4 separate regions of the Homo sapiens genome follow, and regions 1, 2 and 3 are each linked to region 4. The links are chromatin loops, found by intact Hi-C in ENCODE. Cell type or tissue: endothelial cell of umbilical vein. All regions are shown on one strand. Links, peaks and the distances in the headings refer to the core of each region. The heading gives the core; the rest is flanking DNA.

Region 1 (5,471 bases), core at 249-5,248, 190 kb after region 4:
GCTTCGGGAAACGGGGGGCGTCAGGGAGATAATTGTGACTGTGATGGCTACACAGACAGCATCTACACCATCTCCATCAGCAGTGCCTCCCAGCAAGGCCTATCCCCCTGGTACGCTGAGAAGTGCTCCTCCACACTGGCCACCTCTTACAGCAGCGGAGATTACACCGACCAGAGAATCGTATGTTGCTTTTGTCTAATTCTCTCTGCTTAGTTAGGAGAGCGTGGCATGCATGTGAAATGATTCCCCTAACTGACCTTTGGTACGACTGATTCGCTTAAGCTTGATGTCTCAGTTGGGAGAACTCACACTTACTCACTTGAAAGGCTGGCATCCATCAGAAAGTTTTCTCTCCAGGGATAATGACACTTCTGCCAAGATGATCTTCCCCTCTGTCATTTTTAAACCCAGCCTTGAGAAGCCACCAAACCTGTCATTACACACAGCGGAGACTCCAAATGTCTTTTCTGCTTGTCTGATGCCTCCCTGGAAACAGCCTTAAAGGAGATCTCAGGGTTGTAGGGGCTTTATCACCCTTGTACTTGCTGATCCTTTAACAGCAGGGATATAGTCTGACCTGCCCTGTCGCAGATGATAAAAATACAGAGTCTACACCAGCTATGTCTCCTAAGAATGGATGACCTGCAGGAAAATAGCAGTTTCAGTGTCCCCTGAGGTGAACTGCTCAGCATCTGGGTAAGCAGCTCGGGGAGGTCGTATGCTCAGAGAGCTCCTCCAGCCCACGCTTGCCTGCGCCTTTGCTTCCATGAGTCAGACGGCCAAGGGCAATTACTGGATTTCCCTTCAAGGGCATGACGATGGAGGGGCATTTAGGGGCTTTGAGAACAAAGGGAGACACCTTTAATTTAAAAAATGTAAGGCCCCCAATTTAACTCCTGACACAGAAAGGACCAACTAGCTAAAGTATATAGATCCTATCTCAGTGAAATAGCAGGTCATGATCTAATTAGAGGGTGGGTGAACCCTATAATAATGACCTTGGAATGCGTGCAAGATTCCTATTAATGGCATCTCAACAAAATTGTCAACACGAACATCTTCTTCATACAGGATCACTTCTGCAAGCTAGTTTAGACAGTAAAGCTGTGGTCTCAACTTAGAAGTGTGGGCCTGCTTCTCACGCGCATCTCTTCAGCTACTCAAGTAATAGACAGTGGCATTCTACCGAGGGGTTTTATGGCAGGCACATTTTAAAGGGTTTGAAAGGGGCATATCAGACATCTGCCCCACTTGTCTTCAGAGCCCCTGGCTGTTGTCATTTCCCTGGGTGTCCAGAGCTGCCTTTAGAAAATGGCCTGTTGGGCATTTCAGAATCACCATTTCACAGACTGTTCCTTATCTTGGGTAACCTGCACTGAAGCAGAAGAAAGATTTTCTATCTTTGTAAAACTCCCTCCTTAAGAAAGCCAGCCTTAGGAGAGACAGCTGGTGGATTCTATTTGAGACAGTCTCAGTAACATAACCTTTTTCTTACGCAAACCTTTTCCTCAGCATAGTCATCTCTGGGGGCTTGCTTGCGTCAACAGGTAAAAAGGGCAACCTTGCTTCCGCAGCCCTCTGAGGAGCAGAGCCATCATAACTTGAGAAATTCAGCAACTCCAAGCAGGAAGCCAATGGAGGTGATAATAGAACAAATTATTTTTTTACACCTCCCTCCCACACATCGAAATCTCGAGCTAGAACTTCGGTGCTGGAGCCTGGGTGGGTGTCTTGTTAGTAATCCCTTGGCCCAACCAGCAGCGCCGTGGTCCTTAAGGCAGACAGGAAGTCTTTTCAGTTTCTTCCCTTCATCTCAGCAATCTCTTCATTACCCTAAAGTTAGCCAGGGTAATTCCTTACTTGCAAGAAAATTATGTAAAACTACTTTCACAGAGAACATCTCGGGTAAGTCTCGCATATGAGTCAGAAAATATAAATCGCATTTTACAGATGGGGAGCCAAATGACTTGCCCGAGGACAAATCTATTAAGTAGCAGTTAGAGAATTTGAACCCAGAACTAAGTCCAGCACACTTTCCATTTTAAAGACCCATCGTTTTCCTCAAAGTGTAAATGTGGACACCAACTCACAGGTATCAAATCTAGTTCAACAGTGAGTGCAAACTACATATTAAGCATTTTTTGTGCAAGTAGTTCAAATGGCTAAGGCCAGGATGTCTTCATATCCTTGGGCTGAAGAGGCAGCCAAATGTCAATCTGAAGGCAAAAGGGAATTTTGTATGAGACAGAATTTCTAAATATGCCAGACCAAACACAATGGACCCGATGATTAATGGGCCAGCATGATTCACAGTGATTTTGAAACTTTGTTTTTTATAGACAGCATTTCGTTTGGGAATCTCAGAAAAGAAAATATTCGTAGTGGGAGTACTTCATCCCCAGAAAAGGCATCTTGCTGCCAGAATTATAGAGAAGTTGCATATAGAGGGTGAACTAAAATATCAGCAGATGGCAAACATCCGCCTGTGGTTTAGAGGAGAAAGTAGGCAATCGAATCAGCTGAGTTTCCTGGTCATAGCAGATGCAGCCTTTGGTACAGTTAACCCCCAAGACAGGCCCACACTCCTCACGTGTTCTCCCTGCCTTTCTCTCCTTCCTGACGTCATCCAGACGAGCGCTGACCTGCACAATGACTGCACGGAGACGCACACAGGCACCTCGGCCTCTGCACCTCTGGCTGCTGGCATCTTCGCTCTGGCCCTGGAAGCAAAGTAAGGCCCAGAAAGCTTCTAATCACCTTTACAAAGGCTGATTCTCCTTATTTTTAATAACACTTTTTTTTCTGAATACATGGTTACAGGAGAAATTTTGGAATACTGCAAATAAAGATAAGCTCTTTCCTGCCACTTCGAGGTCACTAACCATAGTTAACATCTCAATGTAGATTTAATACACACACATCTTACAAAATTGGGATCTTAATATAGACGTTATTTTGTAATCTGTTTTTAAAACCCATTCTACAATATATTAAACATACTTTCTCCTGTCTAAATCAATATGCTTTGACCTTTAAAACTCATGCTATCCCTCAAATCTTCTTCCCACTCAGCTACAACGCCTTTTGTTTATTCTCTTCCAGCAGGATTTTGTTTAAATAGTTTCCAGTGGGCAGTATTAGGAACAAGTTTAAAAAACTCCTTTCTTTGAATATGTAAGCCTAGTCCTGGAGCTGATATAACCACATCAGGGGACATGAGATTTAAAGGCAGGAGTTTTATATTTTCACAGTGTTCCATTGTATAAACACAAATTTCCTTAAAGTCATCTAATCATGCTTAAACACCATTGTCAGTAAATATTAGTTGTCATCTCTGACAATTTCCTCAGGATAAACACTCAGAATTGGAATTTCTGGGTCAAAGGGCAAGCATGTTTTAATGATTTTTATATATATTGACAAGATGCTGCCTTGAATGACTATACCATTTTATATTCCCTCCAGGAATATATGTGTGAAAGTGCCAGTTTCCAAAACCCTTGTCAAAACTACTTTTATTATCTTTTAAAATATTTGCTATGTTGATAGGTGAAAATGGTATCTCATTTTAATATGCTTGTATTTAATTACTAATGAAGCTCAATATTTCATACCCTTCAGCTCTTTGTCTTCTGGGGTTGCTTCTTTATGGCCTTAGTTTTGTTTTATGGCCTTGGTTCACAAAAGCTAGATGCTTTATAAGTTTGACATTTACCTTTTAATTTGTTTCTATGTAATTTTTAATGAAATGTAGTTAATATGTATGTAGTTATGTTTGTCAGTCTGTTTCTTTAAGGCTTCTTCCTTTGCTTTTATGCTCAGAAAAAATCTTCACAACCCCAAATTAGATAAACATTAATTATATGTCTTTTATTATGGTTTCTTTACCATATTTAAATTCTAAATCCCTCTGGAATTTATTTTAGTGTATGATGTTAAAAAAAGATTTAACTTTTTTTTTCTCATAATTACCCAATAGTCCAATACTTAACACAGAGGAAAAAAATTGAACTGTCTCACACTGCACATCACAGCTTTTTATGTGTCCTCATTCCTGCTTTCTGATGTGTGGTGACAGTGAATCTTGAAATGTCAAGTCAGGTGCTATGGTTGCATATTAGAAGAAGTGATTAAACTTGTAAATTACTATTATCCTTCCTAATAAGGAGATTATCCTAGAATAAATTACATATTCTCTAGAGAGAGAACAAAGCAGTGTCCTTATGTCATATTCAGTAGACTCAGTTCGTAATAACAGAAAGGAAAAATATCTTGGCCTTTGCCATGACTGGAAAAGCCCTGAGGTTCCTGAGCCTTTGTCCAGGAGAGTCCAGTTTATCTCTAGGATCCCTGGGGCTTCCTATGGAGATGGGGTATATTCCTGGGTATCTCGGCTGTGAGATGGCTACAGTGGCTAAGCAAGGAAGTCTAGCAAGGCTCTTACCAAGAGTCCACCTACTTGGAGGGGCTGGCAAGATGTTTGGTAAGGGAAGAAGTAAATTCAGGTGCTCAATTAGAAATAGATATTGGGCCCTCCAGAAAAGCTATGTTCAGAATCTAAGTTCACTTATAATAGGAAGTAGATGGACAAAAGACAAAAATCTATGAACACAAGCTGAGACTGGCATCAGCAGATCCAAATTAACCGAGAAATAATTGTCCAAGCAGTGAAAATTGCAAGGAACACCTGGCTTCAAGTTCTAGCTCTACCACTAGCTATGTGGCCTTCGGCAAGTTAATTTACTTGTGGGGTTCAGTCTTTCCATCTATAAAATGAAGGGGTCAAACGAGACCTTTTTTTACAAACTTCTTCTCTTCCTAAGATTCTCAGAGTTGAGATTGAAAATGTCAGCCTGCATAGGTAATCCAACATGAATTGTTGGGGTCAGTGATGAGGGGTCTGGACTGGAAGAAAATAGGGTCCTATGGATTATAGGATCCTGTGCAACAGACTTATTATATTTAAGATTTCAAAACACAGACTACTACCCCAGGGAGCTGTTAAAAGAAAGCAATCTTAAAATTTTATGTCTAGAGCCTTTCTTCTCTATCCAACACCTGTCAGATGCATGTAAATATAACTAGCCGTGCCTAGCCCATCCTTGTATAGTGACCAATATAGTAGAAATATCCATCTGCTGAACAGAAGTAATGCCAATTTTATGTAAGAGCTGAAATTGTAAAAGTGCAATCCTTGGTTTCTAAAACCTCAAGGCTTCTTTTTCTGTATAGTGGAAAATGATCCTATACAGAAAATAATCCTTTCCTTTTCTTTTTCTTTTGGAGACAGTGTCTCACTCCGTCACCCAGGCTGGAGTGCAGTGGCAAGATCTCGGCTCACTGCAACCTCAACCCCTCCGGTTCAAGAAATTCTTATGCCTCAGCCTCCTGAGTAGCTGGGATTACAGGCATGTGCCACCATGCCTGGCTAATTTGATCCTTCTTTTTTCTATGTAGGAGAAAATGATCTA
Region 2 (5,471 bases), core at 194-5,193, 170 kb after region 4:
TTTTGTCATACTTGACCTGTAAAATTTAGATGGATTCTGAATCTATAGGCATTTTCATATAGAACTCCAATGATAAATATGTCAAGAAAATAAAGACGGCTATATTATTTAAAATAGAATTTTGCAAAAAAGTTTCATTGACAGCAGCTATTAAGAATATAAAAAGATCATTTGTCATTAAAATGTTTTAATTAGAAATGATATATAGCCTTTTTAAGCATAAAACTTCAGATAAAAACTTATATTGGTGAAAGCATATTCAGATTTCTCAATTTAAAGTTATTAATATGCAATTTAATGTATTGCCCAAAATGTTATATTTTATTTTGTTATCATAATTGTATCATGTAAAGAAAATGTTATGAATCTCTTCACCCAGCTCCATACAGATGTCTTCAAATTTCCTCCAGTTTACCCCAGTGTGCCACACAAATATTGTTATTTTCTATGTTGGAAAACACTGCTATAGGTAGGTTTGCCCCTATAATGTGTTCTGCTACCAAAAATCTTCTAGTTTAATTACAGACTAATTTGTTACACCTTTGAGTTAATGTGCAGTTAATGTTACCCATAGCAAACAGGCAAGTCTACATGATAACTGGAAAATGTTAAACCTACATTATTTCCTTACCCATTCTTTAACATCTCTTGAAGATCTAGGAATATTATTCTGTTATTCTGTGGGTCTAGAAATGTTTTTCTTGGCCCAAATGGTTACACTGTGTCCACTTTGTGATAAATATTGGGTACATTGTTTAGTATGCCCAAGGGTATATGTTTTATTTCGTAGTAACAAAATGTTTAAAACATTTGTTTCCTAAGACTAAAGAGATATGGTGATCTATAGATCTCCTTTGAGCATATTCTTACTTCCTGCTCTTAATAGCTTCTTTTACTCTCCAAGAAACCTTAATGAATGCTTAGCTGTATCACTGGGCAGTTGTGAGCATCATGAAAGGCATGGCAATCACTTGATAACTTATAATGGAAACACGTCCTCTTAATTTCTGGAGTATCCGGTTTTCTATATAAATTAATCACATGAATCAAATGCTATTAAAACCAACTTAAGGGTGATAATTGGCTCTTCCAATTTATAATACGAAATATAACACTGATGGGCCTGGAGGTCACTACCATGATCTACAAATCAGGGTAGGACTAGCCCTTGAAACAAAAAGTTAAAATGGATTCTAAATCTACTTGCACCTCTAGTCTTGGCAGAAATTTATTTCTTCTGCATGCCAGAAGTTCTGGCAAAGAGGTTCATAGGATAAAAATCAGACAATAGCAGATTAACTTACTGATATCTGTATTGTGTGGATGAGGATATTATCTTCTTTTTGTGAGAGTTTACTTGGCCCTGTTAGGTATATAAACCAAATGTTTATTCCAGGCTTCTATGGTGCTCCATTTAAGACAAATGCCTCATTAATGAGAGAGACACGGACCCTATTGCCAACACTCTGCCAAACTGATTTACTTGAACAATAATAAGAAAGGGACAAATATGTTCCTCCTCTGACACATCTACCGTTATAAAACATTTGCCCTGGGCTTCTCTTGCCTTGCTAGTGCACAGTTAGTGTCTGTCTGCTGTGAGAATGAAACACCCTTGAGAGCTTGAGGCCACAACTCAGGCCGAGGTGTGAAGGGAAAAGAAGACAGCTTACCCAGCCATCAACATTCACACATGTGGATTTACAGAACAGACAACAAAGCTATCAATCGGAGCCCATTCCATTTCATCTCATGTGAGTTACATTATTGTAAAACACTTAACCATGTCACATGGCTTATTAACATTGGCATTTGATTTTGTAAAGATGCTTTATGTTTAAAGAAATTATGTAGTGCACATTTCTGCAAACGTGGAGGCAAATGAAAAATTAGCACTACAGAGCCTGATCCTCCACCAAGTCTTGTCTCATTTGCTTCTTGTAAGGAACATCTCTTGCTTCCTTTCTCCACTTGTTTATATGCTTTCTTTCCAACCTTCTCCCCTTTCTTCTATTTCTACAGCATAGATCGCGCCCTCGGGCGGTTGAGCTTTAAAAAACAACAACAACAACAACAAAAAAAAAAACAAACTTCCCAGGTGCAGCATACTCTCTCAATTCCACCTCCCGGCGATTTTACTTTTGGCCTGAGTCCAACACGTTCCCAAGAGCTGGACACAAGTTGTCACGATCATGAACCTAACCACACTCCCCCCTGCGGCCAATTTCCTATTTTGCTGTTCAAAAGAGGGAAATGCACATATCAAAAGGAAAACAGCTTGGTGCTGGCCAGCTGCAGAAGGGTGGAGGTCTTTGGTGCTCAGAAGAGAGAGCAGCTCCTGCGGCAGTCCTGCGTGTGTCGCTGTCCAGACCTCGGTGCTGAATACTAGGCACTGGTATCTCCCGCCAGGTTCAATCCCTCAGGGTTCGAATAGGCTCCACCATGGGAGACTGAACTCACTTCCCTAGGGTGAGGGGTGGAGAATTCATTTAGATGTTTCCTTGCTCTCCTCCCACAGGAAACCATTTTTCCACAAAGAGGCATTGTGCATTTTATGGGAAAGTAATGGCACAGCTCCAGCTCAGCACCAAAGTGAAGAGCTCTACTGAGGCACAATGGAAAGTCGAGGTAAATAAAAACTGCTCTTTCCCTCCCTGAATCAACACAACAGCTTTTGGGATCCTAGATCCCCTTGTTGACGAATTCTTAAAAATATGTTTTTTTAAAATCACATGATTAATCATTTTACTGATAAACACCCTAAAAGGTGGTGGTGGCGCTGGCTTTGCAATATCGGAGTATAACTACTGATATTGTTTTACTGAGGTTGAGAAACAAAGGGGAGGAGGGAAGTAAACTTGTAAACTAAGGTGGCTTGAATGGTTAAAAATTCATTTTTAATAGTATTGCTTTAACATAGACATGCTAATTTTCTCAGACAATTTAGAACAGAATTGGGACAGTAGTAGCTTCCCTTCTTCTCCTTACTCTCCTAGCCTCTCTCTTTGAAAGACCTAAGAGCCTTGTTCTTCATAGCAGGTGCTGATGCCCAAAGGGCCATTATAAGAATCCTATAGCCTCCCCCCCTCCCCGCCACACACATGAGATAATAAAGTAAATACAGAGAAAATGGATGGAAGGGAGGGAAAGCACTCCCAGCCTTTGATTCTTGGTAGTTATGTTCAAGTGGGGCACTTCTCTTTGAAAAGTGAAAATGTTTCTCACGGTACAGAATTTATGGGCAGACAAGGAGCAGACTTAACTGATCCCAGCAAACAGTTCCTTCCTTTTCCTAATCCCTGGCTGCTTATTTTAGCCGCTTCTCCGCCCCGCCGGGAATACCATTCGGATCTTAGTCCAGGTAGATCTGACGTCAAGAGATGGCTTTCGTCGATTTGACGTGTAAACACTCATTTCCATTCTGGCTGGGAAGGGCTGGGGCTCCACTCAGCCTGGAGACCGAAGCGCTTCACTGAGCGCTCGCCGCCGCCCAGCCTCTCCTCTCGCGCCTCCTAGCTCTTCGCAGAGCAACCAGGAGCCAGGAGTGGTCTAGAGCCCGAGGGTGGGAAGGGGGAGTCTGTCTGGCTTTTCTCCTATCTTGCTTCTTTTTCCTCTTCCCTTCCCACTCTTGTTCAAGCGAGTGTGTGAGCTATGGAGCGAAGAGCCTGGAGTCTGCAGTGCACTGCTTTCGTCCTCTTTTGCGCTTGGTGTGCACTGAACAGTGCAAAAGCGAAAAGGCAATTTGTCAATGAATGGGCAGCGGAGATCCCCGGGGGCCCGGAAGCAGCCTCGGCCATCGCCGAGGAGCTGGGCTATGACCTTTTGGGTCAGGTAAGAGTTTCCACTTTCAAGAAACTTTCTGGGGCCCCAGGGGACTGGCGGGACTGGAGCGCGGTCTTCCAAGTGGGAGCCCCAGGTTGCACTCTCCAGAGCCCAGAGTAGCAAAGAGCAAGGAGCTGCTCCAGCCCTCGCCCCTGTCGCGCTTGGAGAGAGAGAAAGCTTGCATTATTTACTGTTTAGGCTGGGCGCAGCCAAGCAGAAGGAAGCCGCTGCAGCTGGGTAGGGCTTATGCTTACTGTTGGCCGCTCTAGAATTGAAATCCGTTCCCGCGCGGTTTGGAAGAAAAATCCCTCCACGCTTGTTCAGGGAACTTGAGATACACTCAAGCTCTTACCAACCAAGCGCCCCCGGGAGAAGCAGTGCGCTCCATCCCCCGGGACTGAGGCGGTCTGCGTCAGGAGCCGGCTGTTGCCTTCTTTTCAATATGGCAGCATCAGATCCAAGTCCTGATGCAAGGGGCTAAGCAGGCTTGGGGCTGTCCGCCCTGGCAGCCTGTAAGGGCACGCCCAGGGCATTGGAAGAGTGCCAGCTGCTGGGACTCGCGACCAGGAGGTTGGGAGGCCGCGGAGTAGCCTGGGAAGCTGGGGGGAGAAATGGTGGGTGAAAGACACGGGACCATCTATCCCCGCGACTCTCTAGGGAGCTCCGGCTTTTCACTGGGAACTTATAAAGTCCAAGCTTCATAACTTTGCCCGGCCAGTCCCACTGCAGGGTCGAGATGCCGAACTGACTATGGGGAAGGGATCTATTTCTTTCTTGTTCTTCAGCCAAGTACGTAATCGTTTTCCCGGGAATTTCAGCTTATTGTTGCCTGTCCAAGTGAAGGCTTGGTCGATAGGTAGCTGGTTGGAGGTGGGTGGGCGTCAAGACATTAAGTGGGAGACTGCTTATAGCTGAGCGATTCCGAGGGGACCCTAGGGAGTGTGACTTCTAGTCTAGAGCTTTCCTTTCCTTGGCTCGGAATCAAGCCCTCGCCCCCTGCTTGGGAAGTTGGTCTGCATTGAAGCGTGGGAGGAGGCAGTTGTAAAACATTTTGGCGCGTTTTTTCTGGAGGTGGTGGTTGAGACGCCGCTGGAGTCACGGATGAGTAATCGGCGGGGGCGTTGGCGATTCTGTAGACCGAACCCTCTGGGGAATTCGCCTGCTCTTGCTAGAGGCTTCATTCTCAACTTTATAAACCAAATTGTCTTTGAAATGCCCGAAAGGAAAATCAATGCAGATTGGCTTCCTGGTGTCCCAGCAGCAGATGAGTCTTTTGCTTTTGGCCAGCCCTTGCCCTCGTGCCAGGCTCCGTGTTAGGGGCTGAGGAATAAGAGGAGGGAAAGAAACGCTCTCAAGTAATCAAGAATCTAGAGGAGACTAGCTTAGAGATAAATGATTGCAACTGATTGTAATTTGTGTAATCATAGAAGTTGTACTTGAAGTCTCAATATTCATTGGTTGAAGGAATGAAAGTAGTAGGGAATTCGGGAGGGGTGAATGAAAACTGCCCAAAGGAGAAAACATTTGCTCCGGGAACAGAAGTCAAAGGTTGCCAGGAGCACATAATGAGATCGGAGAAGACAGTCTAGGCATAGAAAACAGCTTGTGGGAAAACAGTGAGACATAATACAGTTTAGTAGTAAGTCTGG
Region 3 (5,471 bases), core at 224-5,223, 65 kb after region 4:
TCTTTTAGATTCACTTTTTATTTATTTATTATTGATACAAGGAAACTCACTTTTAATATAAGTGGTTCAGGGCAGGAGACAGGGATGAAGAGGTGAAACGCAGGGAATTTTTAGGGCAGTGAAACTGTTCTGTGTGATACTATTATGATGGATACATGACATGACATGTTTGTCAAAACCTATAGAACTTTACAAGACAGAGCAAAAATAAAAGGATGAAAAGCGATGGTTAAAAGTAAAAGGATGGAAAAGTGATGACATAGAAACATGAGTTGAAAGGAAGTTTGAATGGCTATATTAATATCAAAGTAAATTTCACAAAAAACAAAATTATTTAGAATAAAAACTGTCACTTCACAAAATAATAAAATGTCAATTAACTAAGAAGACATGCAATTCTAAATATTTATGCACTTAATAACAGAATAAAAGCTGCCACTTCAAACAATTGGCATGATATAAAGTTTGCATTACCCATTAGAATAGGCTCTAAGTGTGTTGTTTCAAGACTTTGACTCTTAAGTTTTTCGGTTTTTCTCAACAACTCACTATATCCCTGAACTTTGAACACTATGAGTCAGTTCTGCTGAATCTTAAAAAATGGTGATATTTTGACATTTGCTGTGATTGTCTTCATACATACTTTTATGAGAAAATACAAATAAGAGAGAATAGTCTGGATTTGTTTTAACTGCAAATGTTAGTCATTGATTTAGCAAGATCTTTATAATGAAAGTTCTGTGGTCTATTTCCTATACAATTCAGAGTGATATGCTGCTACCATATTGACCAAATATGAAGTGCTTCCTCTTTGGGTGACCTGATAGCAGCAGAATACCTCTCTGAGTCATTTGATATTGATTTTTGATCTTCACTTCCTGAGATTTTTTTTAAACCCCAAACTGCAAATTAGAGTAACTTGATATTTCTATGTCTTATGATGTGATACAGAGACAGTATCCCAAAGCTCATTTCATTTCTGAGGGAGCGGTGTGTGTGTGGGGGGGTCTTATGTATGAGTGAAGAGACAGTGTTTCAATGTTACATTTTCTGTTTTTTTTTTAATTTAAAAAAACAGATGTTGCAAAACAAGATTGAGGTTAGTCCAGGACCATTTTTAACTACTTGAACATCTCCAAATCTGCACATTAATTCTGACTATATTATCAATTCAGAAATTCAAGAGATGTTCCAAAGTTTAATAACATCTTCAAATGCTTTTAGGTAATTGGTCATTTACTTTGCTAGCCTAGTGTTTGTTGTTTTTAATCTGCATGCTTTTCAGTGATGTCCAAAGCAAGTTGATTTCCAAAAGGCTTTCCAAACCTTATCTTTTCTAACAGATAAATATGAGAAAAGCAAAATTCTTTTACTTTCAGATAGGTATGATATAAGGATCATATCCACATATTGCTACGTAGTTTCATACCTCTATCAATTACTATTCACTCACCTCCTTTCCTAGATGCTTCAAATTAACTGGTAATTGTATCCCTTTAAAGAGCCCATCCCTAGAACTTGACACTGCTCTTGATAACCTATGTGGAGGTTTGAAAGGAAGCTACTCGCGGGAAGGCTTGAAGGACACCAGGTGACCTGGTTTGTCTAACAAACAGTTTTTCTTTTGCTGGCTGTTTAACCAGTCTTTGCCTTGTGTGTAGATTGCATGCTCTGACTGGGGTTTTCAGAGGGGTGGGAGAGAAAACAGATAGAGCCTGCCTACTAGAGAGGTGGAGAAGAATGAGGCCAAGTGAAAGAGAGGGCTGAAAGCATGAAAGCTACTGCAGGGAGATATTTTAGGGGAGGAGTTGACAGGATCAATATGGATATAAAGGATGCTTTTGCTACATGATATACAATATAATTTTGCTCCCCCCCTCAAAAACATTAGCAAATATAAAAATTAGGTATCTACAGTTTTGATGGGGAAAATGTGCTGAGACTGGTCTTGGGAAAAAAGAACCATGGCCCAAGTGACCGAGTGACAATCAGATTACTCCTGGAAGCAGCACTTCTAAAACAAAGGAAGAGAAAGTTATCCACCCTTTGTTTTTCTGCCGCTTCAAAGATGGCAGAGTCTATAGTGACATGGAGAACAGTGAAATGAGATGAGGTTAACCTCTTTGGAGAGGAAATGATGAGTCAGTTGCCATGGGAGTTGAAAAGATAAGTTTTTTTTTTCTCTTCCTGTGTTGCTCACAGAAGTATAGTAACTGAAGTGTTTTAATAAAAAGTTCTCATCTCAAGGCCATCAATGGCTCATCATACACGTATGTGACTCCAGCAATACAAATTAGATGGTTTTTCAAATCATAGCACAACTGAAGGGGAACAGAGAGTACTTGGAAAGCTTAAATGGGGGCAGGAGGGGTAGTCTATTGCTTCAACTTTAGTAAAATGTGTTCAGACATTTTAATAAAATCTGCTGAAAACAGGCAGACTGGTTTTATATCTTTTGGTAAAGAATCCAGTTCAAATAGAGTTGTGAGTAAGAGTAGCTTTTGGGCGAAGTGAAGGATGGTAACTGAGTTGGGTGAAGAGGATATGGGACAGAGCTCAGCAAGGGTGGGCTTCAGTCTGGCATGAAGCCAACAAGGCAGCAGGCAGTCAGGGAAGTTCAAATATTCCAGCCACTGTATTGAAAGCTTCTTTTCTTTAGAAGCAGCCTCCATATTTTAGTCGTATTTGTATTTCTCCAAGACCATACATAATTAAGTGCTTAATTTGAGCACTGGGTAGATTCAAATTATAAGAGAATTAGAGTTCTGGGTGCTCATAGGAGAAGATAGCTTGGCTTAATAACTTTTATCAGTGGAAATGAGATCAGAAGTTCCCATGCCTGCCCCATATCTGATTTAAATCACACGTTATATTCTTACTTGCTTCCTTCTTTCTATAAAAAAAATTTATACTGTTACAAATATCCCTCCATCAAAATGTCAGACCATTACCTACTCAATTATTTGGGAGGGGAGCATTTCTCATGGTATTATCCCAAATTATGATTAGAATTTCCAAGCTGTCATAATGCACAGATTTAATAGGACAGCTCAAAAAAGATTTACTTGAGAAATGTGATGAATATAGAGAAAGAAAAATGTATCATCACTCTGGAAATCCATGGATTTTCTTCAACTGCCATACCTGTACCTTACTCTTTTCCACTTCTATAATTACCTCTCCTTCCTTACTTCTATGCGCCTATTAATCCTCTACAGACCAACTTGCATCACCATCACTCCAGTAAAATTTTCTTGTCAAAGACATCATTGATCTCCATGTCGCAAATACACCAGGCATGTCTACAACTTCATCTATTCAACATCTCACTGCCTTTGGATACTGTTGTTCCACTGTCCTCCTCCTTTTATTTTCTTTTGGAGACGGAGTTTTGCTCTTGTCGCCCAGGCTGGAGTACAGTGGCACGATCTCGGCTCACCGTAACCTCCACCTCTCAGGTTCAAGTGATTCTCCTGCTTCAGCCTCCCTAGTAACTGGGATTACAGGCGTCTCTCACCACGCCTGGCTAATTTTTTGTATTTTTAGCAGAGATGGGATTTCATCATGTTGGGCAGGCTAGTCTTGAACTCCTGACCTCAGGTGATTCACCCGCCTAGGCCTCCCAAAGTGCTGGGATTACAGGCCTGAGCCACTGCACCCAGCCCTCCTCCTCCTTTTTCTTTAAAAAAAAAAAAAAAAAAAAAAAAACCTTAAATATTTAACATATGGTTATTTAACATATAGTTAAAAGATTTAAATGTACTAAAGGGCTCCTCATAACAAAACAACAGTATCTTCAATTGTCGGTTTTAACAAATAAAAGTAGGTACCACTGAGGACATACTTAGGTTTAAAAAGTGTTTATTTGGCCAGGTGCAGTGGCTCACGCCTGTAATCCCAGCACTTTGGGAGGCCGAGGCGGGAGGATCACGAGGTCAGGAGATCGAGACCAACCTGGCTAACACGGTGAAACCCCGTCTCTACCAAAAATACAAAAAATTAGCCGGGCTTGGTGGCGGGCGCCTGTAGTCCCAGCTACTCGAGAGGCTGAGGCAGGAGAATGGCGTTAACCCAGGAGGCGGAGCTTGCAGTGAGCCGAGATCGCGCCACTGCACTCCAGCCTGGGCGACAGAGCGAGACTCCGTCTCAAAAAAAAAAAAAAAAAAAAAAAAAAATTGTTTATTTACATAAAACTCAAATTTAGCTGAGTCTCCTATATTTTACCTGGCAACTCATGCCACCATGTCCTATGCCTGTTCTTCCTCCCCAGAGGCAATATTTTCTAATTTTAAAAAGCTGTTTGTTCACTTAGCTCCATATTTCTAAATAACATTTTTAAAATACTGATTTTTTACATTTTATCTTTGCTTCCACAATGATAAATGAAAAGTTAGCTCCCTTATATTCTTCCCATTTCCCTCTTCCTTATGCTTTCAGTATTCGCTGTGCCAATTATTGTTTCCTTACAATATTTAGCAAAATGCCAACACTGTCATATTCTTATTACATCAACCTTAGGTAACATTCTTTGACTTTTGCTAAGGTGGGGAAATTAGGCTTCTGCCCACGTTTTCTTTTTTCCACTGGTTCCTCTCATTCTCTGCTTTCTGTATTTATTGAATTTACAAGGTTGATACTATATGCCATTTGTTCTGTAAGAGTAATTAGGCCTACAAGTTGATTCTAAAAACTGAAAGTCAATGAAATGTTTACATTATTGTGGCTTTGTAAATATTGTTCCCTGAAGAGCCAATAATGCCTACTGTAGTTTTCTTTTTCTTTCTTTCTTTCCCTTTCTCTTTCTTTCTTTCTTTATTCCTTTTCTTTCTTTCCTTCCTTCTTTCCTTCTTTCTTTCTTTTCTTTCTTTCTCCTTCCTTCCCTCCCTCCCTCCTTCCTTCCTTCTTTCCTTCTTTCTTTTCTTTCTTTCTTTCTTTCTTCTTTCTTTCTTTCTTTCTTTCTTTCTTTCTTTCTTTCTTTCTTTCTTTCTTTCTTTCTTTCTCTCTCTCTCTCTCTCTCTCTCTCTCCTTCCTTCCTTCCTTCCTTCCTTCCTCTCTCTCTCTCTTTCTTTCTTTGATGAAGTCTCACTTTGCCGCCCAGGCTGGAGTGCAGTGGCATGATCTCAGCTCACTACAACCTCTGCCTCCTGGGTTCAAGGGATTCTCCTGCCTCAGCCTCCTGAGTAGCTGGGATTACAGGCACGCACCACTACACCTGGCTAATTTTTGTATTTTTAGTAGAGATGGGGTTTCGCCATGTTGGTCAGACTGGTTTTGAACTCTTGACCTCGTAATCCGCCCACCTCAGCCTCCCAAAGTGGTGGGATTACAGCCTATTTTTCTTTTATACTTCACCGAAACAGGACAAGTAACGGTTTCTTAAAGGTTACCTGTGATATGGAATCTGACATCATATAGTTGCAGTTTTCATACTCTGTTACATTTAAATCCATCAATCTATCTCATACTTTAAA
Region 4 (5,471 bases), core at 234-5,233:
GAATATAGGAACCAATTTATTCATCACCTTATTCCAGACATGATGGAACTCAGCTTTATTGAGAATCAAGTGATTATAGTAGATAGTGACCATCCTGAGTATGTTCATGTGTTACATAACAATGTTTTGGTCAACCAAGGACTGCATATAGGAAGGTGGGCTCATAAGATTAATATGGAGCTGAAAAATTCCTAATGCTTAGCCATATCGTAGCCATGATATTGTAGCACAATGCATTACTCATGCGGTGATGCTAGTGTAAATGCTGCCTTACCAGTCATATAAATGTATAGCACAAGGGGCCAGGTGGGGTGGCTTACGCCTGTAATCTCAGCACTTTGGGAAGCTGAGGGGGGAAGATTGCTTGAGCACAGGAATACAAGTCTAGCCTGGTTAATGTAGGGAGGGCACGTTTCTACAAAAACTAAATAAAATTAGCCTGGCATGGTGGCATGCACCTGTAGTCCCAGCTACTCTGGAGGCTGAGACGGAAGGATTGTTTGAGCCCTGGAGGTTGAGCTGCAGTGAGCCATGATCATGCCACTGCACTCCAGTCTGGGCGACAGAGCAATCCCCATCTCAAAAAAAAAAAAAAAAAAAAAAAAGAGTACAGCACATACAATGATGTACAGTACATAATACTTGATAATGACTGTGTAACACGTTTATGTATTTGCTATATTATACTTTTAATTGTTATTTTACAGTGTACTCTTTCTAGTTATTAAAAAAAGTTAACTGTAAAACAGCCCCAGTCAGGTCCTTCAAGAGATATTCCTGAAGAAGGCATTGCTATTATAGGAGATGATGACTCCGTGGGTGTTATTGCCCCTGAAGAGCTCAGTAGGACAAGATGTGGAGGTAGAAGACAGTGACACTGATGATCCTGGCCCTGTGTAGGCCTAGGCTAATGTGTGTGTTGGTGTCTTAGTTTTTAACAAAAAAGCTTTTAAAAGGTTAAAAAAATTAAAAATTTAAAAATAGAAAAAAGCTTATAAGATATGATTATAAAGAAAGAAAACATTTTTGTACAGCTGAACGATGCATTTGCTTTTTAAGCTAAATGTTATTACAAAAGAATCTTTAAAACATTTGTCCTCTCTTACCTCCCTGAATACACATGTAGTTTACTATAGCATGGGTATTCCCATATTCCCATTACAACGCCCTATTCTTAAATAAATATCATTTTCTTTTAGAGATCCTCCGTTCTTCATTTAGGTTGACAAACCAAAAGGCATTTCAATAAATATATGATCCATTACGCATTGATTTCAAAATTTAAACCTTGGAAGGCAATTCTTTTTTTCACATCCTGAATCAGCAATGCTTAGAAAACAAACACCATCCTATCTGCCACTTATCACGCTTCAGCTGTATTTTCCTTCATCCTGGTCCTTGAACACAGAGGCCCCTTTCTTCTTCCAGGCCTTTGCATTTGCTGATCCCTCCTCCTGGAATGACTTATTCTAGCTATTTTTATATTTGGAATATTCTCCGTATTTGAGTCTCACCCAAATGCCTCTTTCTCAGAAAGGCTTTCCTTCACCACCTTAAACAAAATGGTCTTCTCCCATAAGTTTATCATGACCCTGTTATTTATCTATTTATTTTTGAGACAGTGTTTCACTCTTGTTGCCCAGGCTAGAGTGTAATGGCGTGATTTGGCTCACTACAACCTCCGCCTCCCAGGTTCAAGCGATTCTCCTGCCTCAGCCTCCTGAGTAGCTGGGATTACAGGCATGCACCACCACGCCTAGATAATTTTGTGTTTTTAGGAGAGATGGGGTTTCACCATGTGACCAGGCTGGTCTCGGACTTCTGACCTCAGGTGATCTGCCTGCCTCAGCCTCCCAAAGTGCTGGGATTACAGGCGTGAGCCATTGTGCCTGGCCTCATGACCCTGTTTAGTTCCTTTATAATATTTATCCTAATACAGATTCATCATGTTTATTTGCTGTGTTCCTCCACAGAATGTAAGCTTTATGAGGGCAGGACTCTTATCTGACGCTGCTTCATTCCAGGGCCTGGCACAGTGACCAGCACATAGTAGAAATGTAAAGGTTTGTGAAATGTTAAATTGAAATGTCATTGCAATCACTGCATGGAATTATTGTTGAGATAGCAGTATAACATTAGCTATGTACACTTGTCATGTCATATTACTGTTTCAGCCGTCCTCAACCATCCTTTGCTCTTCCATGGTGTCTTGAGTCAGAGCACTCCTTTGAGTATTCTCATATATAGACCAGAGGGACCCTACTCTATTGTGACAGGCAGGATTCTGCTGTTCAGAGTGGGTAAGTCAGGTCTAGTCACCTCTCACAGAGAGAGCTGCCTGCCACTCAAGAGAGTTTGAAGCTAAACCCCAAGAGTCCAATGAGGAGGGCCAGAGGGAGCCGGAAGACCTTAGTTGAGTGGATCCTTTGCTGCAGTTTTTAGTTAAGACACTAGGTGGCAGGTGACTATACTTTTGGATACACCAGGAGCAATTAGCATTACGGTGCTTATCAAATGCCGGATAACTTTCCCTGCTGACATAAAATGTACAAAAATTTTAATTATTTGACAGGATGAAAAGAATTATGATAAGGGTGTTAGCTTTAGTTTTGGTCTATAGAGGGTAAGATGTATCCTGAAACTTTATTTTCAGATGCACAAAGGAAATGTACAAAGTGGGAACATTAAAAAACCAATCGAGTAGAAAGATTAATGTCAGCTCCAGGGTATCACCAGGAGAGATATCTTTATATAATAAAACTGAAATCGGTACTTTCACTGCAATAACAGCTTTGTACCTTTTGGATTAATAATCTAATTTAGTAAATAATTTATTGCATTTTTCTCTTTTCAACTTGAATCTCCAGAGGGATTTAAAAAAATCCTTTCAAATATAAATGGATCAAAGAATCCATTGTTTCCGTAGTAACCTTCTATGCAGAGTCCTGGGTGAGACTTTATTTTCTGCCAAGGTCACAGATCCTGCGGAAATTAGTCAATCAGGCAGCACATGCAAAAGCAGATTGTTTAGGTATTTCCTTCTGTTAGGCGAAAAACGAAATGCTCAAGTCACCTGCCATTCAATAAAGAAAGTAGGACACAAAATGTGATAGACACAATAAATTCTAATAAACAGATTTCCTTTCCATTTTGTGGTCTTTAAAGGGTGGTAATAAGGAAAGTAATAGGTAAATGGTCATAGAGGCACCTAGCAAAGGAAGAGAGTGTGAAAGGAGGAGTAAGGGAAGGAGATGTTGAAGGAGAGAGGGAGAGAGACATTCACACAACAAGGAGACCAAAGGGAAACAAAAGGAGTCACATCAGAGAAAGATAGATAGCGGAGGGGGAGATGGGAGGTAGGTTCGTAAACCAGAAGAAAAGCAGAAGGAAAACAGAGGGAGACCAAAATCCAGAGAAGGAGGAGCAGGGGCAGAGGTTAGTATGTTTTGAGATGTTTTCATTGGTGGCTATTTCTCTAGGATTTCTTAATCTTCAAACTTTAGAATAAAATAATCTGTAATTTGAATGTTAAATAATCAGTAAATTATTTATTGCTCTTTACTCTTAAGCTTATAAAGCTTAAGCCTTATAAGCTTTTCTTGAAATAAATGTGAGTGAGCTTCCTTCAGGTTGCAAGAAATACAGAGAGGCTCAGTTTTGCGCAGAGGATTAGGATATGCAGAAAGAATATGCAGGTAAGGAAGGAAAACAGGGACACATAGAGCTGGGTTTTTCCGAAAAAGAGGAGTTGGAGGACCTCTTAGGTGAGAACATAGTTCTAATAACTAGGTGTCTTTTCACTAGGTTAGCACCAGGGAACTGTTTTTCTCTCTTTGGTTCTTCATTCCCATCACTTCTCTTTCTCCGTTTCTGTGACTTCTCCTGTTATCAATGATTTTTTGTCTATGAATTCAAACTTCCTAATATGAAGGGTCCATACTTGGTCCATCGTCATCCATATAATGTGCCCTTACTGGGTAGGGCTCTTGCTTGAGGCTGTGTCAGAGACTGGCTACTCTTGGGTTAGGTGCCCACCATAGTTCAAAGAAATCTGATTAAACAAGGAGGACCATGTGGTGCAATGCATATATAAAACCTTTCTATATTAGACTGTGTGTTTGCCAGGTATCTAGAAAGGGAGAGAATAAAACTAAAAGGCATCTTGGTTGGTCTTGATTGGCAAGAACGATATACTCTACCCCATGCCCATAAGGCAAACCATACCTTTTTTTCTTAGACACAAGGGTTTAATAATGCCCATACAACCTAATCAAACCACTACCAGTACACTTCCCTCCTGAAAGTTGTCTAGCCACTACCTTTGGAAGAAATGATACAAAACACTTCAAACTTGCAGTCTGAAATCAACAGAGCTTGAGGGTTTTTTTTTTTTTTTTTGCCTAATGAAGCAATAATACAGGATATTTTGGATAAATGAGAAGGGGAAATGTGGGAATTAAATAAGCTCTTTGAGGAAAAGGAGAGAAAGAGCAGAAAAAGGAAAAAGACTTCCCTCTTGTGAGGAGAAAAGTGTATGGGTTGTGGGTGTACCTGGACCCAATTACTAATAGAAAGAAAATAGCTTATTTCAAATTTGCTGTAGCTTAATTCTGTGCCCCAAGTGTGTGGCACAGAATTAATCAGAGTTGGTAGTGGGGCGCCTATGGAGGGGGGTGGATTTCCAGTCTCTGCAAACATTTTTGTATCTGCCATAAGATGACCTGACTTAAAGTTACCAGAGTGTGAGGGACCTGGCACTTAGGCAATGTAGATGTAGTGGCATTCATGATGGCCTGAAGAATGAAGACCCCCAAAGCAACTGAAGGATAGAGGTATTTTCTAAGCACAATTAAGACTTCCAGGTTCTTATTAGATTTGAATAGGAAGTCAGCCCGATATTACAGTAGATGAATTTTTAACATTACAGCTTGCTTAGATAGATACATTTATATTCCACTTGATTTGAGAAAATAAAGAAACAGATATTTTCTAATTCCTGAATTTAGAGACTAGAAATCATACCACCTGCATTGATTTCAGCACTGGGGACCAACAGTGAATAAGATCAGTCTGAGGACAGATTGGGGCACTAACCACCAGTCCCTCCTTCTCTTTCACCCCCTAAGTTAAGATAGGCCTTAGTCAAATTGTGTTTTTTACACTGTGCATTTGTCTGACAACTTGAAAATATTTTGTAAACATAGCCATACTCTAAAAGTCTCACAAAAGCTGTATATCAGTGATTGTATTAGTCAGGGTTCTTCAGAGAAACAGAATGAGTATGTATCCATGCTACGGAATTGGTTCATGTGATTATGGAGTCTGAGAGATCCACGGTCAGAAGCTGGAGACCTCCAGTCTGGGTCCGAAGATGTAGGAACCAGAGAAGCCTGTGGTATAGTGCCAGGCTGAAAGCTGGCAGGGTCAAGATCCAAGAAGAGCCAGTGTTTCAGTTTGAGTCCAAAGGCAGG

The links. Peaks named below come from ENCODE experiments on the same cell type or tissue, not always from the same donor. Only the 100,000 strongest peaks of a DNase experiment are listed, where the experiment ranks them.
Region 1: it touches region 4 in a loop (5-fold over the local background); 2 of 110 quality-filtered maps call a loop at or near these places.
Region 2: a loop joins it to region 4, with 5 times the contacts of the local background. A loop is called at or near these places in 5 of 110 quality-filtered maps.
Region 3: it touches region 4 in a loop (7-fold over the local background); 5 of 110 quality-filtered maps call a loop at or near these places.

What each region holds. Positions count from the first base shown.
Region 1 is chr5:96,405,483-96,410,953 of GRCh38, reverse strand. PCSK1 (proprotein convertase subtilisin/kexin type 1) reads left to right here. Exons shown (of 14, transcript NM_000439.5): 8 at 1-180; 9 at 2,631-2,731. All of the region lies in intron 4 of LOC101929710 (a long non-coding RNA gene), which reads right to left. It also overlaps a transcript of CAST not described here. Among named protein-coding and RNA genes, the nearest start is that of PCSK1, 25 kb to the left of the region's middle. In endothelial cell of umbilical vein, for the core only: no CTCF peak of the experiment used is centred there; DNase peaks (open chromatin) are centred at 2,433 and 3,293; H3K27ac peaks cover 2,248 bases.
Region 2 is chr5:96,431,223-96,436,693 of GRCh38, reverse strand. PCSK1 (proprotein convertase subtilisin/kexin type 1) reads left to right here and starts at 3,446. Exons shown (of 14, transcript NM_000439.5): 1 at 3,446-3,831. The coding sequence starts at 3,652. All of the region lies in intron 4 of LOC101929710 (a long non-coding RNA gene), which reads right to left. It also overlaps a transcript of CAST not described here and the pseudogene LOC102724070. RefSeq lists silencers at 2,294-2,413, 2,275-2,569. In endothelial cell of umbilical vein, for the core only: no CTCF peak of the experiment used is centred there; a DNase peak (open chromatin) is centred at 2,353; H3K4me3 peaks cover 553 bases; H3K27me3 peaks cover 2,513 bases.
Region 3 is chr5:96,534,269-96,539,739 of GRCh38, reverse strand. All of the region lies in intron 4 of LOC101929710 (a long non-coding RNA gene), which reads right to left. It also overlaps a transcript of CAST not described here. Among named protein-coding and RNA genes, the nearest start is that of PCSK1, 100 kb to the right of the region's middle. In endothelial cell of umbilical vein, for the core only: no CTCF peak of the experiment used is centred there; DNase peaks (open chromatin) are centred at 769 and 2,159; H3K27ac peaks cover 2,788 bases.
Region 4 is chr5:96,598,894-96,604,364 of GRCh38, reverse strand. All of the region lies in intron 4 of LOC101929710 (a long non-coding RNA gene), which reads right to left. It also overlaps a transcript of CAST not described here. Among named protein-coding and RNA genes, the nearest start is that of CAST, 61 kb to the left of the region's middle. In endothelial cell of umbilical vein, for the core only: a CTCF peak has its summit at 2,428 (motif pointing right); DNase peaks (open chromatin) are centred at 2,464 and 2,984; H3K27ac peaks cover 2,528 bases.